2 separate regions of the Mus musculus genome follow, and region 1 is linked to region 2. Evidence: chromatin loops called from intact Hi-C (ENCODE). Cell type or tissue: heart. All regions are shown on one strand. Links, peaks and the distances in the headings refer to the core of each region. The heading gives the core; the rest is flanking DNA. Region 1 holds the start of Bmpr1a (bone morphogenetic protein receptor, type 1A). Region 2 holds the start of Shld2 (shieldin complex subunit 2).

Region 1 (10,425 bases), core at 1,034-9,033, 190 kb before region 2:
CAGGAGCTTGAGGCAGGCAGCAGAGCGAGATGAATGCTGGTACACACTTCACTTTTTCCTTTGTATTCTGCCCAGGGCTTTAGCTCTTGGAACAGGGTGGACTATGTTTACAGTTGGTTATTTCTACCTCAATAAGCCCATATGTCTGTTTCCACAGTCTGTCTGTCTGCCCTCCCTCCCTCCCTCCCTCCCTCCCTCCCTCCCTCCCTCCCTCCCTTCTTTCTTTCTTTCTTTCTTTCTTTCTTTCTCTTTCAAAGACTGGGTCTCCTCATGTAGCACTGGCTAGCCAGGATCTGGCATTCAACTCAAGACATCTGCCTGCCTTTGCCTCACCAGTGCTGGGACTAAAGATGGCCCATGTGTAGCTTCCATGATGATTCTAAATACCATCAAGTTGACAAATAGAATTAGTCACACCTGCCCCCCAACACACACACACACACACACACACACACACACACATTTTTAAAAAATACTTTAATCATGTGTATGTGTAAGTCTGAGAGTACATGCACATATGTGTAGAAGGTTGTGGAAGCCAGTTGTCAGCTGTAGCTGGAATTACAGGCTCTTGTTAGCCACCCAGTGTAAGTGCTGGGAAGTGAAGTTTTGGGTTCTGTCAAATAACAGTACATAGTAGTAATCGCTGAGCCATCTTTCCAGTCCCTCACATACATACTTTTTCAAATATATGCTACTCTTGGATTCTTTTCTTATCTATTTTTCTTTCTGTTGGGGATTGAACCTACATCCTTGCACATATGCAGAAGTACCAGACCTTATCCTCCAGTTATTATTATTATTGTTGTTTTGTTTTTCAAGCAGAGTTTCTTTCTCTCTGTAGCCCTGGCTGTCCTGGAACTCACTTTGTAGATCAGGCTGGCCTCAAACTCAGAGATCTACCTGACTCTGCCTTCTGAGTGCTGGGATTAAAGGCATGTATCTCTACCACCTGGTTGCTAGCTAGGATATTTTTACCAGGCAAAAATTATTCATAGATATTCAGCACATATATGCATATGTATTTCCTCTATATAACATTTTATGACATATAGATATATACATTATGTATTTTTTTCTGGTTGAAAATTCTAGTGTAATAGGTCACTAACTTACCACCCTCAGTGCAGGAAAGGACAGGATTTGTGCGGGGCTGAGTGGGAGCAGGGCTGGGAGGAAATGAAGTGCCATGGGTAGCCCCTGATAACCAGAGAAGTGAGCTAACAACAGGTGCTAGTCCAGGAGAACAGTTGGCATCAGTATACCCAGTCCCAGGAAATGGGGAAAGCACTCCTGATAAGATGGGTAGACTAGTCAGGAACACAGAGTGCACAAGGAAAGAGCCAGAGTCACAGGGTGGCCAATCTGTATCCTAGGACCCGGGTGAGTCCAGACGAGACGGAGAAACTTGCAGGCTGGCAGGGCAGGATTTCAGTATAAAAGGGCTGAGGTTAGGGATGTGGTTTAATAGGGAGAGTGCCTGGCATGCAGGCAACCCTGGATGGAGCCCCAGCAGTGACAGTAACCCAGTGATGTGGCACCACCTGTAAATCCTAGCACTCAGGATCTAACAGCAGAAGTTCAAGGTCATTGTCTTCCAGGGAGTTCCAGGCCAGCTTGGAGCACGAGTCCTTGTCTCAAAAACAAATAAATGCATGGCTCAGTGGGTGAAGGCACCTGCTGACAAATTTGACAATCTGAGTTCAATGCCTGAAACCTACACTCGAGAAGGAGAGGACCAGTTCTGGAAATTCCTTCTTGCAGGTTGTGCCAAACATGTACCGACTCCAAGAAACAAACATACAAAGGCACATAAAAGGGCTGTGGGTCGGTTTCTAGAAAAGGGCCAAGGTCAGGGCTCCCCAAGTGTACAGAGAAGAGGGATGCTTAACAAAAGTCAGGCTTGGGCTTGAGACAGAAATTCTGGGAATCCTTTCTGCCCCGTGGCCTAGGGAGGGACTAGATGCCAAGGTGAGGAGGAACAGGGAGCACGGACTAAGTGGTGCTGCTTTGCAGCGATAGCCCCAGGAAATGTCTTTGAAGCAAAGCAAAATTAACATAGAGAAAGGAAAGGAGAAAACGGTTTATAAGTAAAATACAAATAGGACAAATAAATAAGAGAAATAAAATACTGTATGTAAGCTATGGTAGAGTATCATTATTAAAATGATATGGTAGTATCCGGGCTGAAAATTGCATGTGTCCCCTCTACTCCCCATAACACATTTATCCATTTAATACTGGGTTTGCAGCAAACCTAAGTGTCACTTGCCACGGGCATCCCTCCACTGGTCTTTCCTGAGCTCTTATCTCTATACCCACAATGACTTACTGCTGCCTTTTGCCTCATAAAATCTTTACAACAGGAAAATGACTTGGGGCGGATTAACTCGGATTAATCTATTGAACTTGGGTCCCTGAAGGCAGAAGTCCCTATTTCACTACAGATGACGTAATCCTCAGTTTCCTTGGCCGATCCTCACCCTTTTCACATAGTCATGCTCACCTTCTAACACTGAAAGGGTCATAGTGACAGGGTTCAGAAGAGCTCAGAGGAAATCCATGCTTATCTGTCTCACTCACTTAACAGACACCGGGCAGCAAGTATCTAACAAGTAGTACTGCAAGCCAGGAGCTAAGGTCGGAGGAGAGTGGAGAACACACTGGCCAGTCTTCTCCTGGAGTTTAAACCCTAAAGGGTGGAGGGGTTCTGTTCATAAACTAAATAAATTCGGATAATAAAAAGCAACATAAAGAAAACGAGCGCCTGGAGTATTAATATAGAATAGGTGATTAGAAAGTGTTCTGAAGCCTGGTTGACAGCAAAGGCCTTCAGTTCCAGCACTTGGGAGGCAGAGGCCAGCTTGGTCTACAGAGCAAGTTCCTAGACAGCCAGGGCTACACAGAGAAACCCAGTTTCAAAAAAATAAAACAAAGGTAGCCGGCGCATTGTGGCGCACGCCTTTAATCCCAGCACTCGGGAGGCAGAGGCAGGCGGATTTCTGAGTTCGAGGCCAGCCTGGTCTACAAAGTGAGTTCCAGGACAGCCAGAGCTACACAGAGAAACCTTGTCTCAAAAAACCAAAAAAAAAAAAAAAAAAAAAGTGTTGTGGAGGAGCTGGGAGCTATCAGTATCAGGTAGGAATGCTTCCTGGTTTGCTTAGGCAACAAATGCCAGTTTTAGAACCTGGGATAAAACTGACTGCCCAGAGGAAAAGGCTCATTTCTAGTCCCTTCTATTAACCTACTTAAAGGAATTCTACGGCATTACAGAATGTTAAATTGGACCTTGAAGTGTTGCCTTTGACTTTGGGGGCCAGACCATACGTGTCCAGATGTCTCCTTGGGCTTCTGGCTCTGTTCATTTAGTGGGCAGGCAAACCGGAGAAACAGGCTGGCATGCTGATACATGCCAGGAACCCAAAAGCAAACCATGTCCTGGCCCAGTTCACTTGGCTGTGGACTGTGATGTGCTAAGGAGTTAAGTCTGGGTACTAGGTGAGTTGATTTAAGGAGAACGTGAGAAAGCCAAGCTACAGTCCCAAACACTTGAAAAGGATCTTTTTTTTGTGGAGAAGAAAGCTATGACTTAATAAAGCTCCGTGCCCACTTTGCTCTTATTTCAGTAGCATGTAACTCAAATCAGGCAACACCAGTGTGTGTATTCCAGTCTTGGTACACTAAAGCTCCAACCTGAGATTCTTGTCTATTTCACAGACTGATTCTAGCCCGCAAATCAAATTAGGATGCAGAAGTCACACCATTTGGTTCACTTGCCATGGTCTTCTCTGTCATAACACATGGATAGGCATAAGGCCTTTGGCCAACGAGTTCAAATCTCTTAGAACAAAAGGTCTGCTCTTTCTTTTCAAATTCAAGAGGGGTGGTATATAGAAATATCCGGAAAGAAAAGTCACCATTTTTAGTGGATGCAAGAAACCTCTCTGATATCACACTATTCCTTCAGTGCAGTGAGAATATTGCAATGACTCAAGACCCAGACAGCTCAGAAAAAAGACGAGAGAATGTGACTCAAATGTAACAAAAGACAATGGAGGCACTGATGGCCCTAAAGGCAAAAGCTGACGGAGGAGAAAGGGGGCACGAAGGACAGTTAGTTAAAACTAGAATATAAGGGACTGTACATATTTTCAGCTGAATATGAGGGAATACCGTGGGATCTAAGTTTTGTTTTGCTTTTTCCCTCCAGGCCAGAATGTGTGTAAATACACAAGTATGAAGTGCCTGGCACAGTTTCTTCCTTCACTCTTTCTTCTGTCTATTTTAAACAATTTCCCAAGAGATTTATAGTTTTCTCAGAAAAGTGAATTAACAGAACGAATACGAAATATTTGTTGAAATACTTAAACGGAAGAGGTTATATATTTAACGACTGGTTTAAAAAGGGATTATCTTTTCCTTCTTCATCCACAGGCCACTGAATACTTTTAAGGGCATTTTGCATGGCGAATGAGAGGGGAAAGGGAGAAAAGAGGTAGTGACAGTTCTTTGCATTTTTCTAAAAGGATGGAAAGAGCCTCGGGAGGGTATCCGAGGTCACTCGGCTGAGCCAAAGGTGGATTGAGAGTCGTATTTATAGTCCGCTGACTTCAGTTCAGCCGGCTCTCGCCGCTCCTTATCTTACGCCCGAGGAATTCGCAGGCCCGCGGATCACAAGCCACCCCAGCGGCGGGGCCCCCGGGCCGAAACCAGGCTTTCGCTACGTGATCCGGAGAACGCGTGCACCTCCACGTTCCTCCCGGCGGGCCAGAACCAGAGAGCACCGGGGGACGGGGAAGGGAGGGGGTGAGTAATGAATGCAGTGTGCCTTACATCTTTCTTTGCAACCACAACTACGAGACGGGCAACCGATCCCGCACCGGGAGCCTCGGTGCCCTCGGAGCCACCGGGCCGCTTCTCCCGTGGAGCCCGAGCTCCGGCTCTAGAAGGAGTGTGCCCGCATCGTCCACTTCACGCAGCTTTGCCCCAGTGGGCCCCTCCGTCACGCGTGCGGTGGCGGCGGCGGCGTGCGCTGAGGGGCGACCCCCTCCCCTCGGCAAACCTGGCGCCCCCGTGCCGGCGGCCGGGCCTCCTTCCCGGCAGAGGGGCGCCGAACTCCACGGGCCCTTCGGGCGCTTCCGCCGAGCTCTCGGCTCGGTTCGTGTCCGGGGCGGGGCCGGCGCCCCGGCGCGGGTGCGCGCAGAGCTGGCGGGCCCTTCCCAGTGCGCGCGCGCCGGCGCCTCTTGCTCGCCCGAGCCGCCCCTCCCCCCTCCCCCGCTGCCCCTCCCCCGCCCCGCGAACGAGCGAGCGTCCTCCGCGGCTGAGGCGGCAGAGATTGGAATCTGCTTGCCCGCCGCGCGGAGGAGGAGGAGGAGGAGGGCGGAGGGAGGAGGGAAGGGCGGGGAGGGAGGCTCGAGCTCCCGCGCGTCGGCCCCGCGCGAGACGACGACTGTACGGCCGCGCGAGGGGCGACCGGGCCCGGGCCGCTGCACGCCGAGGGCGGAGGCCGAGCCGGGCCCCGCCGCCCCGCGGCTGTCCGTGCCCGCCCGCGCCGAGCGCCGGAGGATGAGTTTCTCGGGATCCCGGTGAGTTGGCGGGTGGCGACGGAGTGCGGGTGCGCCGCGGGAGGCCGGCGAAGTTTGGGGGCGACGGTGGCGGCGCAGGGGAGGCCGCGACGCGCCTCCGCGGGGCCTGCGGGAGAGACCCCCCGGCCCCGCGGCCCGGCCCGCCCGCGCTTGCCCTTTTGTTCGCCTTCGCACCACTCCGGGGACGCTTCTGGAAGCCTTAAATGGGAACGGTGCTCTGCTCCCGCTCCGGAGCTGCGCGGCGGCTGCTGCGGGGACTGGGTCTCGGGACCCTGCTAGAGAACGAGAACGAAGCGTGTTCAGTGCGGGGACGGAGGCCGGGCGAAGTGCTCGGCCCGCCCGCCAACTTGGCTGCGGGAAGGCGCCGGGTTTCCCCCTCCGTCCCTGCGAGTTGGTTCACCTGTTGTTCTGCGCGGCCTCCGCTGCCATGTCTGTTGTGATTCTGCACTTCGATTTCGTAAAACTTTGTGCTGGGTTGCGTTACATCCCCCCAACCCCCGTTTCAGACTCCTAGCGGAAAGATCTGGCAAAGAAAAGGAAAATTAAAAATTAAAAAAAAAAAACCAAAACCAAAAATCCCAAACCTCCAACGCGGCAGGGAAGAAAAATAATAACGCCGTGTGTTAGTCGTGCCTGGCGTTTTTGTGACTTGTAAGTCGTGGTGTGGATCTTTTTCATTTGGTTAAAGAGCTGCAGGCTTTCTCTTTTAAACAGCTTACAAACCGTTCTGACTACATGATACGAACTTAGCACCGGTGTCACGCCATTTACTTCTTAAGATAACCCTGGTTATTGTATTCTTTGTTGCTTTAGAAGAGGAAACCGAGACGCAGAGGTTTAAATAACTTAGATAAGTGAGCCGGGATTGAACCCAGGGACGTCGTATTCAAGAGTATGGCCTTCTTACTAAAGCAAAATTGTGCAAAGACCTAGGAGCGTTGTCTAGTTATTCACGAACTCCTGTGTTGCTTCAGTTGTAAACCGACTTGTGTTTGCTCGTGAGGGGAAATTAAACTTCGAGATAAAATAAAAGGTAATTTAATGCTTATCATTGTTCTCGAACTAAAAGATGTTGAACAAAACTATCTTAGTTTTTGTTTTTTTGTTTTTTTTTTAGTGTCAGAACTAAACTATGAACACTTCTTGGGAACCCAGAGTTTATGGAAAACAGATTTAAAATTGGAATGGGTTTTTAATTAAACCTGTACTCTGTTTTATATCCTCGCCGCCGCCCCCCCCCCCCCAAATCTAGGGGGAGACCTTTTTAACTTTCTTTCCTTCTCCCTACCCTTTTAAGAGTGAAGAGTTCACTGGTTGATCTTTGGTTTGGATTTCTTCTCCATTCTATTTTCCTTCTAGAGGACCTCCTCCCACTTACTAGTTAACATTTTGATTCATTTCCTTTTCTTACCGATTGGGGCATGAATTATCCTCTCTGTTGTCTTGTTGTTTTTGTTGTTGTTGTTCCTGTTGTGTTGATACAGAGTTTCAATACATAGCTCAGGCTGGCCTTCAAGTGGCTGTAGACCAGGCTGGTATTGGATTTTTAAAAGTACACATGTACTTAGGATCTTATAGTTTACAAAAACTTTTCTATAATTTTGCTCTTCTCTCAGGCTGTTATATTTTCTTTTCAAATCATATTAACATTTTGAAGTTTTTTCTTACAAAAGTAATAAATAGTCACTAAAGAGAAATTGCAAAATAGAGCAAAATTGAAGTAAGATTAGAGTGCAGTCATCCATAACCCGTCCTGTGGAGGCTGCCAGGAGTGGACTTATTTTTCCTGCTCCGACTCTGGTGACCATCCATCGACTTAACTCCTTGTTGACAGGATTTCACATTCACAAAGGAGCTGTAGCTTAGTCCCATCTAAACACTGGACTTCTCACCCTTAAAACAGAACCTTGCCATGTTTTCATCAGTGTTTCATTGGAGGGATATGTGCTGTATTCTGACACACTAAGGGTGGGGGGCAACCACACATATTGTCCCTGGACCCGTGGAGCTTAAAGTCTAGTGGGGGAGACATGTGGAAGGATGAGTTCTATATAATTAAGTGTAATTGTGATGATAATTAAAGTGTAGGGTATTATACAGGCTTACAGTGGAGACCTGACCTGGTGCTGGTGCTGCTTAGAGAATCTAGGAAGACTTCTCTGAACATGTTACTTTGCATTCTGACATTTGTTAGGGAGAAGAATGAAGTGGGTGAAAAGGGGGCGTCAGTGCCATGGCGACCTTATTCCCCTTTGCCTTCTTTCTACCTCTGTTCTTCCTCCTTTCTCTTAACGATTTCCAGGTCTCACTTTTCCCATCACTTAAAAAAAAAAATGTTTCTTAGTCCCATGAATTGTTACATTCATTTCTGTGTGTATGCTTGCAGGAGTGAGCCTTTCCTTCTACCATGTGGGTCCTGGGTTCAAGTTCCGGTCCTCAGGCTTGGTTGGTGGCAGGCACCTTGACCTGCTGAGCTGTGTGGCTGGCCCGCCCATGAATTACTGTTCAGATTTTTCTGTCTGATTATTTCTCAAATCCTGATTCGTCTCTGAACTTGAGTCTTTCTGGTGCTTTATGTAAAACACTGTGCCTGGCAATGGAGCTTAGATGAGCTCTTCCCTAGCCCTGGCTGGCTTACGGTGCTCTGTCCCTGCTAATGGAGCAAGCCTAACTCTTTCCCCAGGCCTTCCCATCCAGTCTGTAGGCAACAGCTATACATGCTGCTTTCTTTCCTGATACCCTGACTTTCTTTGTATTCCTGCCAACTCTGATACAAGTCTTAGTTTGTGTTAGTACAGGGAATTATAATTGTCACAGAATCATAGAGTAGCTTTCCTTCTTGCTCTCTTTTCAGGAGCAGTTTGAACTGGGATTGTTGTCCTTGAATGGCTGGCATATACATACATACATAGATACATACATACATATATACATACACATATATGTGTGTATACATATATGTGTGTGTGTGTATCTGTGTATGTATGTATGTATATGTGTGTGTGTGTGTGTGTGTGTGTGGAGGAAGGGGGTTTGTGGAAAAAAATAGTGTATATATTTTTTTTCTTGATTGATTGTGTGCCTTTGTGGGCACATGTGTGGAGGTTACAGGAGATTTCATAGGAATCAGTTCTCTCTACCACGTGGGGTCTGGGTATTGAACGCCACTGGGCAGGCTTGGTGGCTCGCACCTTTATCCCCGGGCCACCTCACTAGCCCCAAGTAGTGTTTTGTTTTTGTTTTTTGTTTCTTGTTTTTGTTTTTTATCTTAGGAGTTTAAAACAGCCCTTAAACAACCACATAGAGGTTTCTGGGCCCGGGCTGCAGTCAGTGGTAGAGTGCACACTTGTATAGATATGAAGCCCTTGGGTTCAGTCTTCAATACCAAAGATCATAGGGAGAAAAAAAAAAGGAGGCTCTTTTGGGAAATTTTTCTGTATGGATCTGGAATTCATAGAGATTTGGGCTGGAGGAAGACAATCTGGAGTGATTATCATATAGATTGTGTATTTTGACAGCAAGATTGATTGGGTAGTTCTCAAAAGTGACTTTCTTGCAGTTTGACAAGCCCAATGTACATTAAGGGAAGAAAAGCCCTATCCCCACCATATTAAAAAGAAACCTAGAAATGAGTGTGACTGAATCTAGTGGTGTAATTGGATTCTGTCATTTTGGTGGGTTTTTTTGTTTGCTTGTTTGTTTTGTTTTTTTGTCAGTACATTTTCTGGCAGAAGAGGGTCACTGGTAACTAACTATGAGCTTACCTGGGCCTGCCTACTTTCAGGAGAAAGGAAACCTTTTCTAGTTGCATAAATCTGTTTCCTACAGAGATGATTATGCGTGGAGTGTCTGGGCCTTCCTTATCCACTTCCTTACCCACTTCTCTCTCAAGATCTTTTCAGCACCACCTGTAGTGGTCCTTCTAGAACCACGTGGGTTGGGCCAATGGTAGTTTTCCTAAAGATAGCTCTGGAGAGAGAAGGCAAAATCCATTTGGTTCTTAGCCTTCTAAGGGTAATTCTTTTAGAATCTGAAGAAATACAAAATAATTTTGGAGCAATCTCATGGTTATACTATGGACTTCTTCCCAGGTTCTACTGATATATTTAGCAAAGATCACAAGCAATAGCAGCTTAAGGCCTGAGTAAAGAGGTTGACAGCAAGCAGTTGTCTAACTGTAGTTAGTTAAGATCTACATAGGGGACGTTGCAGGGATCTTACATTAGTAGATAACAAGGAAACCTGGCTTGTCTACCACACATCTGTTCTAGAATGTGATTTGTAGAGTAAGGATGTTTGTGATGTGTTCAGCAGTTTAAAACATTTTTTTTACAATTATGAGAGCAATATATCTAGTATGGATAATTTGAGAACTATAAAAAATTATCCAAAAAGCAGTAAGACTTTGAGTTTCCCATTTGGTGAAAATGTCTGGCACTGTTTGTTTCTATTGCAGTGTAGCGCTGCAGTCTTGGATATCACAAGAACCTGTTGGAATCTGTTGGTTTCTTGTCTCAAAAGTCAAAGAGAACATGTGAACTCTCAGGTCATTTTCCCATTGCAGAGAAAGAAAGGAAAGGAAGAGGGCTCATCTTGATGTAAACCTGAGTTCTAGGAAGGGATCCACATGCCGGAGGGACAGAACCTACCCCTACGAGTTGTCCTTTTACCCCCATGAGTGTAGTGCACTGCTGCTCAATGTAGTAAAAACAAAACAAGACAAAACAAAAAAACAAAAAAAAAGGAAGGAAGAAAACTTCCATGACTTCAGTGCAGAGCAGTTAGTTGCTGATATTGCTGATTATGCTTTGGGTCCTGATGTGGCATTGCTGGGTTTCTG
Region 2 (10,425 bases), core at 1,528-9,527:
TCCTATTACCTTCATTCTTAGTTCTGATGTTATTTTCTGTAATCCATTAGGTTTATCATTACGTATTCAACAACGCTAAAACAGGAAAACTCTCTGTCCATCACCTTTTTTAGTTCTCTGCCCACAGAGAGGGCATTCCCTCACTTAATTCCCATCTAACACTAACCATCGAAAGCTTCATCTCACAGGTTAAATAAAAGCTCAACAATCTCACAAGATCAACCTTTTTCAGAAATTAGTTACAAGGACTGGGTCTGACTCGGATATAAACTGGTGGTTTCTACAGTCCCTCCTCTGGTTCAGTAATATGCTATCATGCCTTATAGAACTTAAATACCTTACATATAACTAAGGATTCAACTAGGGAAGTTTCTTTCCCCAAGGAGGGGCATACCATCCCCCAGGCACAAAGATGAGCTTACCATGCAGCTAGCTTTCTGAACCTCTCATTATCATTTCATCTTTTGTCTTTTTGAGGACCCAGGATCACTGTGTAGTCCTGGCTGGCCTGAAAATCTCTAAAGACTAGCAGAACATTAAACTAAGAGTTCTTTCTCCTTCTGTTCTTAACATCTGCAACATTAGTGGATAAAATCTGATTTTCTCAGAATTTAAATGATTACAGTGGTAAATTCAATTTCTTCTGGTCTTAAGCCAAAAATCTCACCTGTTCAGTTCTTTCATGGGCCTATTAATCATTACCCACTTTTCTGAAGTTATGTGCACTGGTGCTTAGTTTCCGATTATGACTTGCAGATTCTACACGGTGTGCTGAGACACCCATAACTACTAGTTAAGTGTCAATGCTTACAGAATGGGAGAAGGGAAATATGTAGTATACACTGTGGCAGGTTTCAGAGCTCTTCATTTGTTTGCACATAAGGACTGGGGACACATGGCTTTTACGAAATGACATGTCTGTATAAAGACAAACAATTCTGCATTTAACTAAAATGTATTACAAACACTACTTCACAGCTGAGTGCTAAAGGATCTATGAATTATATGGCTTATAAAACAAGTTAACTTTTGTATTGCATTTCGTAGCAGCAAAACACAGTTACACAAGATACTCATCTAATGATTTGAGGAAGTTCTAACACAGGAGAAAGAACCACTAACGGGAAAACTTTAACTAAATATGAGATGAAGACACTGAGGGGCAAGATAGAAAACAAAGAAAGTGGCTCCTATAGTCAGTTGATCGCTAAACCCTTTTTTTTTTTTTTTTTTGGTTTTCGAGACAGGGTTTCTCTGTGTAGCCCTGGCTGTCCTCAAACTCAGAAATCCGCCTGCCTCTGCCTCCCGAGTGCTGGGACTAAAGGCATGCGCCACCACGCCCAGCTCCCTTCTGAACCTTTTTAACTTTTCACCGTATGTGTCTGAATGCTTTGCCTGTATGAATATACATCCGTGCACGATGCCTGAGGAGGGCAGAGCAGGCACAGCTCCACTGGCCCTGGAGTTCTGGATGGCTCTGCATCACCACTGGGTGCTAGGAATCAAATCCACAAGAGCAGCCTATGCCCTAACCACAGTGCTCTCTCCAGCCCCTCCCTACACTGAATTCTAAGAACTTTACACTAAAACTGGTAGCAGAACAATCTGTTGAGAAAGTTGTTCTCTTCAGAACAGATGCTTCAGGAGAGACACATACAAATGGAGAGGTGAGGGAAGGCACCCACCACAAACACAGATTTACCCTAGCAAACAACTGGATGACAGATGATGTACCCAGAATATCATGTCCACCGGGAACAATCTCTGCTGTGTTTGAAAACATGTCAGAACCTTTGAACAAATCTTGTCAAATCAATTGTTTATTACAGTATCCATCTTTGCTACAAAAATAGATTTTTTGTTTTTTGTTTTTTTTTGAGACAGGATCTTATCTATGTAGTCCAGGCTGGCACTGAATTTCAGATTTTCCTGTGTTACAGAAAATCAGGTACGCATATGGCCATACCGGGCTACTGACAGAATCCAGGCTTTGAGTTCCAGCTCTTATCTAAGTCTCTGGTCCTCTGTAAATCCTTACCAGAGGCAAATCTAGTAGCCTCAGTTAAATATGACTTAGGAAAAAAAAAATCACAAAACCAAGTTTTATTAAATATTTACTTGAAATAAAGTACTCACCAGCACTTCCAGGTGGTCTTTACTTTAAACTATCTCTTTTCACTATAGATTAGACTATTGTATTGATTCAGTACAGGATTTATTCCTGTTTTTTGAGATAGGGTCTAACTGAGTGGCTCAGCTCTCAGAGCTAGGATTGCAGCAAGTCACCAGACCTGGTTCAGCCTCGAGGGCTTTATTTTAGGAAACTCAGGTGTAAGGTCGCTGTGGAGGAAAGGTTAGATAGAGAGGGCTCAAGGCTGGGAAAGGGATGTCAAGGAACAGATGAGGTCTCTCGTAATAAACACTGGGAGAGCCGATGAGGCAGGAGGATCAAGAACAAAATTCCCAAAACACTATGAGAAGACAATTCACTTAGGCATGGGACAGGGGGCGAAGAGGCAGTGTGATGTTAAATAAATGTAATGGTTTACTTTGTAGAACGTTACTTTATCTTGCTGTATCATCATGCAATGCTGTTACTGTTAACTAACTACAAACGGGTTTCTCTATTTCTGCTCTGTTCACTCCACTTTGAGCAAGTGCTTTGGTTACTGTGATCTGGTAAGGCTGATGATATTTGTTGCTAGGCTCAATATTTTGCTATTAAAACTTCTGTGACAAGAGCACTTAAAATAATAAAACTACGGCAAACTCAAATTGCTTTAATGACTAACAAGACAGAAAAAACCCACCAAATCACAGGATGCACACCCTCTGTAAAGACAAGGACAGTTTAGCATTTGCAATACAATGCCTCTGGCTCGACAGACATCCTTGTTTGTTCTGGAGGGGGGTAGAATTTGAGTTCCCGGCTTGTGGGGGAAGGAGGGAGGGAGGGAGGGAGGGAGGGAGGGAGGGAGGGAGGGAGGGAAGGAAGAAAGAGGAAGGTGAGGTGTAGGAGAATGACTACCCCTTTTATATAATTTTGAGCTGCATGGGAAATCAGAGGTCAAAGTGGTTCCAATGGCTTCTAGCAGAGGGAACTACAGGGCTAAGGGACAATTAGGCTCCAAAGGGAGATCCTAGACTTGGGTAGACTCAATGCGAATTTGGTAAATCATTAAACCTTTTGCCACAACCTTTGTTCCACCACTGGGAACACCATCACAGCCCCAGTTTTTCCAGTGCAGAAACATTTCTATAGTTTTTAGTCAGCTGGTAGTAAAAAGACTACTGGACAGAACCGAGGCAGACAAAGGTCTAGTCCTGCAATTCTCAACCTGTGGGTCCCCCGTAACCCCTGAAGGGGTTGCATATCAAATATCCTGCCTATTAGATATTTACATAACTACTCCTAACAGTAGCAAAATTACAGTTATGAAGTTGCAATGAAATGAATCACTGTTCTAGTCTAACCTCTGCTCACTTGCCAATTCAACCTCCATCAAGACTCCTACTCAATACATTAAGTTTAAGCAACAGAAAAAAGGTGGTTTTTCTTTTAATAGTCTTTTTTTTTTTTAAAGCACCTTTAACGCTGTATGATTGTGTACTGTAGTGGAGAGAAAATGAAAAACGTATTTTTCTTCCCTAAAAAAAGGCTGTAAGCCAATCTACACACATCCCAAAAGTTTAAACCACAGGATACCCTGGTAACTACCAAATCTAACTGATTCAACTCCCTAAGGACTCTACCTTTTGCCTAGGCTCAATTCTGGTACTAGCCAGGACAAGAACACACCCCCAGGGCTATTTCATTCTATTGGCTGGCAGGCAGTTCTGTAGTCTACACCCTTTAGATTTAATGTCAGGTCGCCCTGTTTGTCAGAGACCTTACTCTGCTCGATATTTTACATTTTCCAAGGGGAGAAAAGAGGCACAACACAAAAAGCCATCAGTGTAAAATTATAATAATTTAGAAGATTAGTAAGCTGCGCTGGTTAATCAAACTTTCAAGATTCCAACTCCAAAAAGAAGATAATTTTTCTCTGTTCTTGTATCGTCGGCTGCTGGCGTTAAGGGTTCACGGTCTATGACATGACAGGCACCGAGGCTAAAGAAAAGCTGTACAGTGTCCTCAGTGAAGTCAGCATCAACACAAGCAGAGGCTTGGGGTGAAGACTTGCCCAGTAAAAAGGCTGGCATATTACGTGGTAGTTTTAGGGCGGAAAAAAAAAATCAGTATCCTCTAAGGCTGCCACACCCGAGGCGGGGGAGCCCGAAGCGGGGCACGGCCTGCAGAACTGGGCTGGGCCGAGTAGCGGCCCGGGCTACGGGAGTCTGGAGGGGAGGGAGGACAGAAAGGGGCCGGAGGGCGCTCACCTCCCTTGCAGGGCGTGCGGTGCTGGCTGTGCTGGGCCCGGTAGCCTTCGATGACCTCCCAGGAGCCGTCGTCGCGCCGGATGGGGAAGGAGAGGCTCAACACATGGTTGCAGGGCTTGATGATCCTCAGGATGCCGCGCACCCGGTTCCGCTTCTGCTCCTCGCTCTCCCGGGTCTTCAGGTCTTCCACCAGCTTGTCCTCTACGATGCTGGCGCCGCGGTCGAAGAAGCCCTCCACCATCTTGAAGAAGTTGGGGTCGTCTTCGCGGTCGGCGGCCGCTTCGCTGTAGTGGCGCCGGGCGACCGGCGTGAGCCCGGGTTGCGGGGCGGCGGAGGGCTGTCCGCGGGCCCAGCCCAGCAGCGCGGCTGAGTCTGCAGCCGCAGAGCCCAGGGCAGCGGGCCCGGCGCGGGACAGCAGCAGCGCTTCGCCCAGACGGCGGTACATGGCGGCGGCGGCGGGCTGAGGCGAGTGCGGCGGGAGCTGTAAAGACCGGAGCTCGCAGGCCTGGACCGCGGGGAGGAAGGGCTGGGCGCGAGCTGCCCTTTTAAGCCGCGGCTTCCTGCTTGTCTGGCTGTCCCCTCCCCTGCGCCGCTTGTCGCCCCACCGGGAGGACGGACTTCGGCGGCCGCGCGCCGCCCAGGGCGCTGGGCCTCGCCTCCGCCGCGGCCTTGCCCGGCCTCCAGGCGGCGGCGCGTGCGGCTGCGGCGGCGGGGGGCGCGCCTTTGCAGATGGGCTTGGTGCGCATGCTCGCGGGCGGGGGCGGGGCTAGCGTGGACGCGCGCGGGCTGCGGCCCGGAGGCCTGGGCTCCTGAGAGCGGTCGGACGCGGCCGCGGCCCGGAAGGTCGGTCCCGTGTGCACGCGCGGCGGCCTGGGAGGTGGAAGCGGACTGCAGGGAGGCCTCGCTGGCTGGCCAGCAGCCCCGGCCGCATGAGTCACCAGGCCCCTCCTTTCCGCCTTGGGCCGGAACGGTGTGCGGATCCGCTGCGCGGCCGGCCGGAGAGTGACGCCGCGCCGAAGCCGAAGAGGCGCGGGGCAAATCCCGACTCATCCCGAATCCGACTGTTGAGGAACCGGGAAAGCAAGAAGCCTCAGGACAGGAGGGAGGCCCTGACCCCACAGGCCTTTACTTTGCACAAGGTTTTAATTTGTTGTAGGCAACTTCAGCGATTTTGAGGTAAAACAGTTATGCAAAGCATTGTTGACTCTTTCGCGTGCCACTTTATTTTACCTTTTTTTTTTTTTGAAAAGTCAGGGCCCCTGTAGCCCAGGCTTGCCCAGAACTCATGGGAACTTGCCTGCTTCTGCTCCCCCAGCCCACTCCCCTGAGTGCTAGGATTACAGGCTTGAGTCAGCACACCCGCACATAGTTGTAACTCCACCATTGACTGAGTGTGTGCCCCTCTTTTGGAATCACGTCCTAAAGTAAACTAGAAATATAATGTCTCAGTATATATATTTAATTTCTGCGACTCACTTTATGGATCAGGCTGGCCTTGTCTGAGTGCCTGAGTGCTTAGATTAAAGGAATGTGACATCCTGTGTGTGTGTGTGTGTGTATATACACACACACATATATATACACACATATATATACATATATATATACATACACATATTATTTAAATGGTCTAGGATCTGATTACTAAGTTATAATTTTCACAATGGTAGCCAGGCTTGAGTGCTACACTCTGGGAACCCCAGAACCTGAGAGGTGGGGGCAGGAGGATAGAGTTTGATTCCAGCCTGGGCAACATGAGATACTCATTTTTCTCAAACAAAGCTACAAGAAAATCCAGTTGAACACACACACACACACACACTAACATCCTTTAAGTCAAGCTACCTATCACGTGCCACATTACTAGTAAAATCACCCCAGAGTGCCTTGGCGATTTTGTAAACCCTTGGACTTTGTGACACTATTCATCTCTTACATGACTTTATTCATCTACTAAGCATGAAAGAGAAATTCTTAGTTCTTAAAATGTTTTGTACACGTGAAGTGACAACCTAGACCAGTTAAGTTGCATTCATTTATCTCAGCGAACTCTAAAGCAATATTGAGCTTTCCTTCCCAGTGACTTATATCTTATCTTATTTGCTGAGTGATAACCGTTAACTGTATTTATTATGTATTAATATTAATTACATCAATATAAACAGTGGTTGATATAATAAAATATAGTTATATTTGTAATAAACAATAAATGATAACCATTAATTATATTTGTATTGTGTTTTTTTAGCAAAAAAGATTCTCCGGCCTGCAGCATGATTTTGGCTTGATGTGAAAAGATTAAGGTACCAAATTTCCTTTTCACTTGATAATATTATCACTCTATGATTTTATATTACACAAAACAAAACATTCTACCTAGAACCTAAAGTTTCAAAAGAATAAGACTCCCAAATCCTGAGGTTTAAGCATTAGCCTGACTAGTGTCTGTGAGCACATGGAAGCATATCTTTTGATATATTGTTGTTTTGAAACAAGAGTCTCACATTATAGCCAGGCGTGTCTGTAGCTCACTGTGTAGCTCAGTGGGATTGCCTGTTAAACTACCATATCAATTTTCTTTACTGATAGTCATAGCCTTAAAAAATGTTTAATAGCTGGGCGTGGTGGCTCACACCTTTCATCCCAGCACTTGGGAGGCAGAGGCAGGCGGATTTCTGAGTTCGAGGCCAGCCTGGTCTACAAAGTGAGTTCCAGGACAGCCAGGGCTACACAGAGAAACCCTGTCTCGAAAAAACAAACAAACAAACAAAAAACAAGAAATAAGTTTAATATTACTTTTTCTATGCTTTAGTTACCTAAATTGAAGACATTTTTCGAAGGGAGAAGAAATATAAAGAAATATAACTGTAGAAGTTATTTTATTTAAAAAAAATTCATATCTCTTGTGTGTTAGTATGTTAAAAATAGATAAGGTCTATGGTGCTGTCTGTAATCTCAGCACAGGAGGAATCAGGCTGAAGCAGGAGGATTGCCATGAATTTAGGCCACAACATTCATGTCACATAATGAACTCAATAGCCAGAAGGACACTGTCTTAAGGGGAGGAAGGGAGGAAGCAAACAAACTTAGAACTCTGAGAACCTGAGAATATAGTTTTTTATTAAAACATTTTAGTAATGTTTTAACATTACATGCAAGTTACACAAAATATAACATTACATGCAAGTTACACAAAATCTAACAATCTAATGTTTTAACATTACATGCAAGTTACACAAAATCTAACAATCTAATGTTTTAACATTACATGCAAGTTACACAAAATCTAACAATCTAATGTTTTAACATTACGTGCAAGTTACACAAAATCTTGGTAGGTTTTAAAAATTAGAGTGAGCAGGCATGTTAGCACATGCCCATGCTCTTTGGCAGAGTCAGGGTGATCTCTGATTTGGATTGGAGCCTGGGTTATATAGTGAGGAACCCTCCCCCCAACTCTCTCACATCCCCCAAGAGAAAGAGTGAACTTCTCCAGGCCCGCCTCTTTAACCCCTGTTTAGAACACAGATGGAGTTTTCCTTTCTTCCAGAAGGAGGTACTGTGACTCCTTACTTACAAGGACAGCCTGAGGCTTGGGGGCACATTGTTGGATGTTCCCCTATCTAATAAGTGGGCGAAGAGTCAAACTTCATATTTGACTCCAAAATTGTTATCTTTTCTTATCCAAAAAGCATATATTTGCTCTACTTAATTTTACATCTGACTGCTGTGTAAAGTAGACAAATAATATCCAAATTACAATTTAATTATGCATAGTAATTTCCATTTCAAAAGGAGACCAAAATTTAACTTGAAAGGAATTTTAGTCTTTGATGGCATTCAACAAAGACCAATTGGTTTTCTGCCTTTGGGGTTGATACAACTTTTCCTTGCTATTTTACAATCTTGCTCTGTTCTTGATTCATAGTGTTCTTTTGTGCTTTCAATTAGTTGAAAAAAGATTTTAGAAGAGAGCTGGAATTTATACATATAAATATATGAGCAAAAATCATTGGATGAATTATTTAGTTTGAAGGGCTGTATACGTTTTCTATTCTGTACATTTTATTTAAATGTAATCAGTATATGATCTTTAGAGGTTATCTTCTTTCACTGAACATGTTTTAAAAGTATATTCATTGATGTAGCACGTGTCACTCTCCACTTTACTGCCTGGTTGTACTTCTCTCTTTCATGATCTATCACTGAGCTATACCCACAGTGTCACACTTCCCCCACCCTTCAAGACAGGGTTTCTCCGTGTAGCTCTGCTGTCCTGGAATTAGCTCTGTAGACCAGGTTGGTGTTGAATTCACCTGCCTCTGTCTCTGGAGCCCTGGGATTAAAGGCGTGTGGCACCATCACCTGGCTATGAACATTTTTGTAGAAGTTTTTGTGTAGAAATCTTTTCTCTGTTCTCTTAGGTGTCTAGGTGGGAAGTGTAGGTGTGTGGTAAGTTTGTGTTTGCCGTTTTGAGAAACTATCAGATTGTTTCTGTGATTGAACTATTTTAATACCTGTTGTCCTTGTAGATGGGCTCCCATTTCTCCTCACCAGTGTGTCTCTGTCCTTTTGATTATAGCATCTAGTGGGTGTTAAGTGGAATCACTGGCCTGTGCTTGAAGTCTGATGATGTTAGCTTGAGCACCTTGCTGTTGGCTTCTTATTGTACATGGCTTTAGGGATGTGTCTTTAGATCCTTTGCTCATTTTAAAAGTTTGCTTATATGTCTTTTATACTTGTCGTGTAGCCCTGGCTGCCCTATAATTCACTTTGTAGACCAGTCTTGCCTTGAACCTAAGGAGCTCTACCTGTCTCTGCCTCCTGAGTGCTGGAATCAAAATTATACGCCCTCATACCTGGCTCACTCACCCTTTCTTGTCTTGTTTTATACCTTAGGTTTAGCCATTAACTTACATAGCCCAATCGTAGGCAGTCTTGCCTTTTCAGTACTGAGTTTACAGGCATAAGCCTTGATCCCTGGAATGTCCTTTTATTTATTTTTTTGAGGCAGGGTCTCATGTAGCATAGTCTGGCCACAAATCTCTCTGTAGCTGAGGAAGGCCTTGTACTCTTGATCTCTGGCAACCGTTGGTATTACAGGCATCTACCACCTCACTTAGTTCCCTTTCACTAATGAACTGTGAGAATTCTTTTGGTACTCTAAGTTTTTTGTTAGATATGTGTTTGCAAGTGTTTCCCTCCTTTCTAAGTGTTATCTTGTGTATATAATATGATATATATACTTATATGTCTTAACTTATTGTGTAGAAAATAAAACTGACTAAACGTGTTGTTATGTCATTTTATTTATCCACGTGGCCATTCTTTTAACTAAAACTTTCCTCTTGTATGTAGCAGGGTGTGCTGCTGCAGCACATGTGTGGAGGTCAGAGGACAGGTTTCCGGAGTAGGTTCTCTTTGTGGAACTGGGAATCTATTCCGACCATTAGACTTGGCAGCAAGTGTCTTGACCCACTGAGTCACCTCTCTGGCCCTCATTCATTTTATATCAGCACCACACTTTTTGATTATTCTAGCTTTTTCATTTGTTTAGAGACAAGGTCTCATGTAGCCCAGGTTGGTCTCAAACTTGCTGTGTGACTGAGACTGGTCTGTCCTCACCTTCCAAGTGCTTGTTTTATAGGTGTCTCCCTCCCTCCCTCCCTCCCTCCCTGTCTCCCTGTCTCCCTTCTTCCCTTTTCTTTCCCTCCCCCTCTCTCTATCCCTTCTTCCCTTTCTTTCTTTTTTTTTTTTTTTTTTTTTTTTTTTTTTTTTTTTTTAAAGATTTTTATTTATTATTATAATAAGTACACTGTTGCTGTCTTCAGACACACCAGAAGAGGGTGTCAGATCTCATTACAAATGGTTGTGAGCCACCATATGGTTGCTGGGATTTGAACTCAGGACCTTCGGAAGAGCAGTCAGTGTTCTTACCCGCTGAGCCATCTCACCAGCCCTTCCCTTTCTTTCTTGATCTCTCTCTCTTTTCCTTTCTCCTTTCATTATAGTTTTGTTTTATATTCCAACCTTGTTCTTTTTTTT

What was found. A loop is a pair of places that touch in the nucleus more often than their neighbours do. Peaks named below come from ENCODE experiments on the same cell type or tissue, not always from the same donor. Only the 100,000 strongest peaks of a DNase experiment are listed, where the experiment ranks them.
Region 1: it touches region 2 in a loop (3-fold over the local background); 5 of 42 quality-filtered maps call a loop at or near these places.

Annotation. Positions count from the first base shown.
Region 1 is chr14:34,497,555-34,507,979 of GRCm38, reverse strand. It overlaps Bmpr1a (bone morphogenetic protein receptor, type 1A), which reads left to right and starts at 5,434. Exons shown (of 13, transcript NM_009758.4): 1 at 5,434-5,585. In heart, for the core only: no CTCF peak of the experiment used is centred there; DNase peaks (open chromatin) are centred at 4,779 and 5,159; H3K4me3 peaks cover 4,405 bases; H3K27ac peaks cover 5,142 bases.
Region 2 is chr14:34,305,298-34,315,722 of GRCm38, reverse strand. Shld2 (shieldin complex subunit 2) reads left to right here and starts at 5,206. Exons shown (of 10, transcript NM_001360074.1): 1 at 5,206-5,556; 2 at 6,629-6,683. Glud1 (glutamate dehydrogenase 1) reads right to left here and starts at 4,996. Exons shown (of 13, transcript NM_008133.4): 1 at 4,381-4,996. The coding sequence starts at 4,825. In heart, for the core only: no CTCF peak of the experiment used is centred there; DNase peaks (open chromatin) are centred at 3,822, 4,412 and 5,102; H3K4me3 peaks cover 3,927 bases; H3K27ac peaks cover 2,821 bases.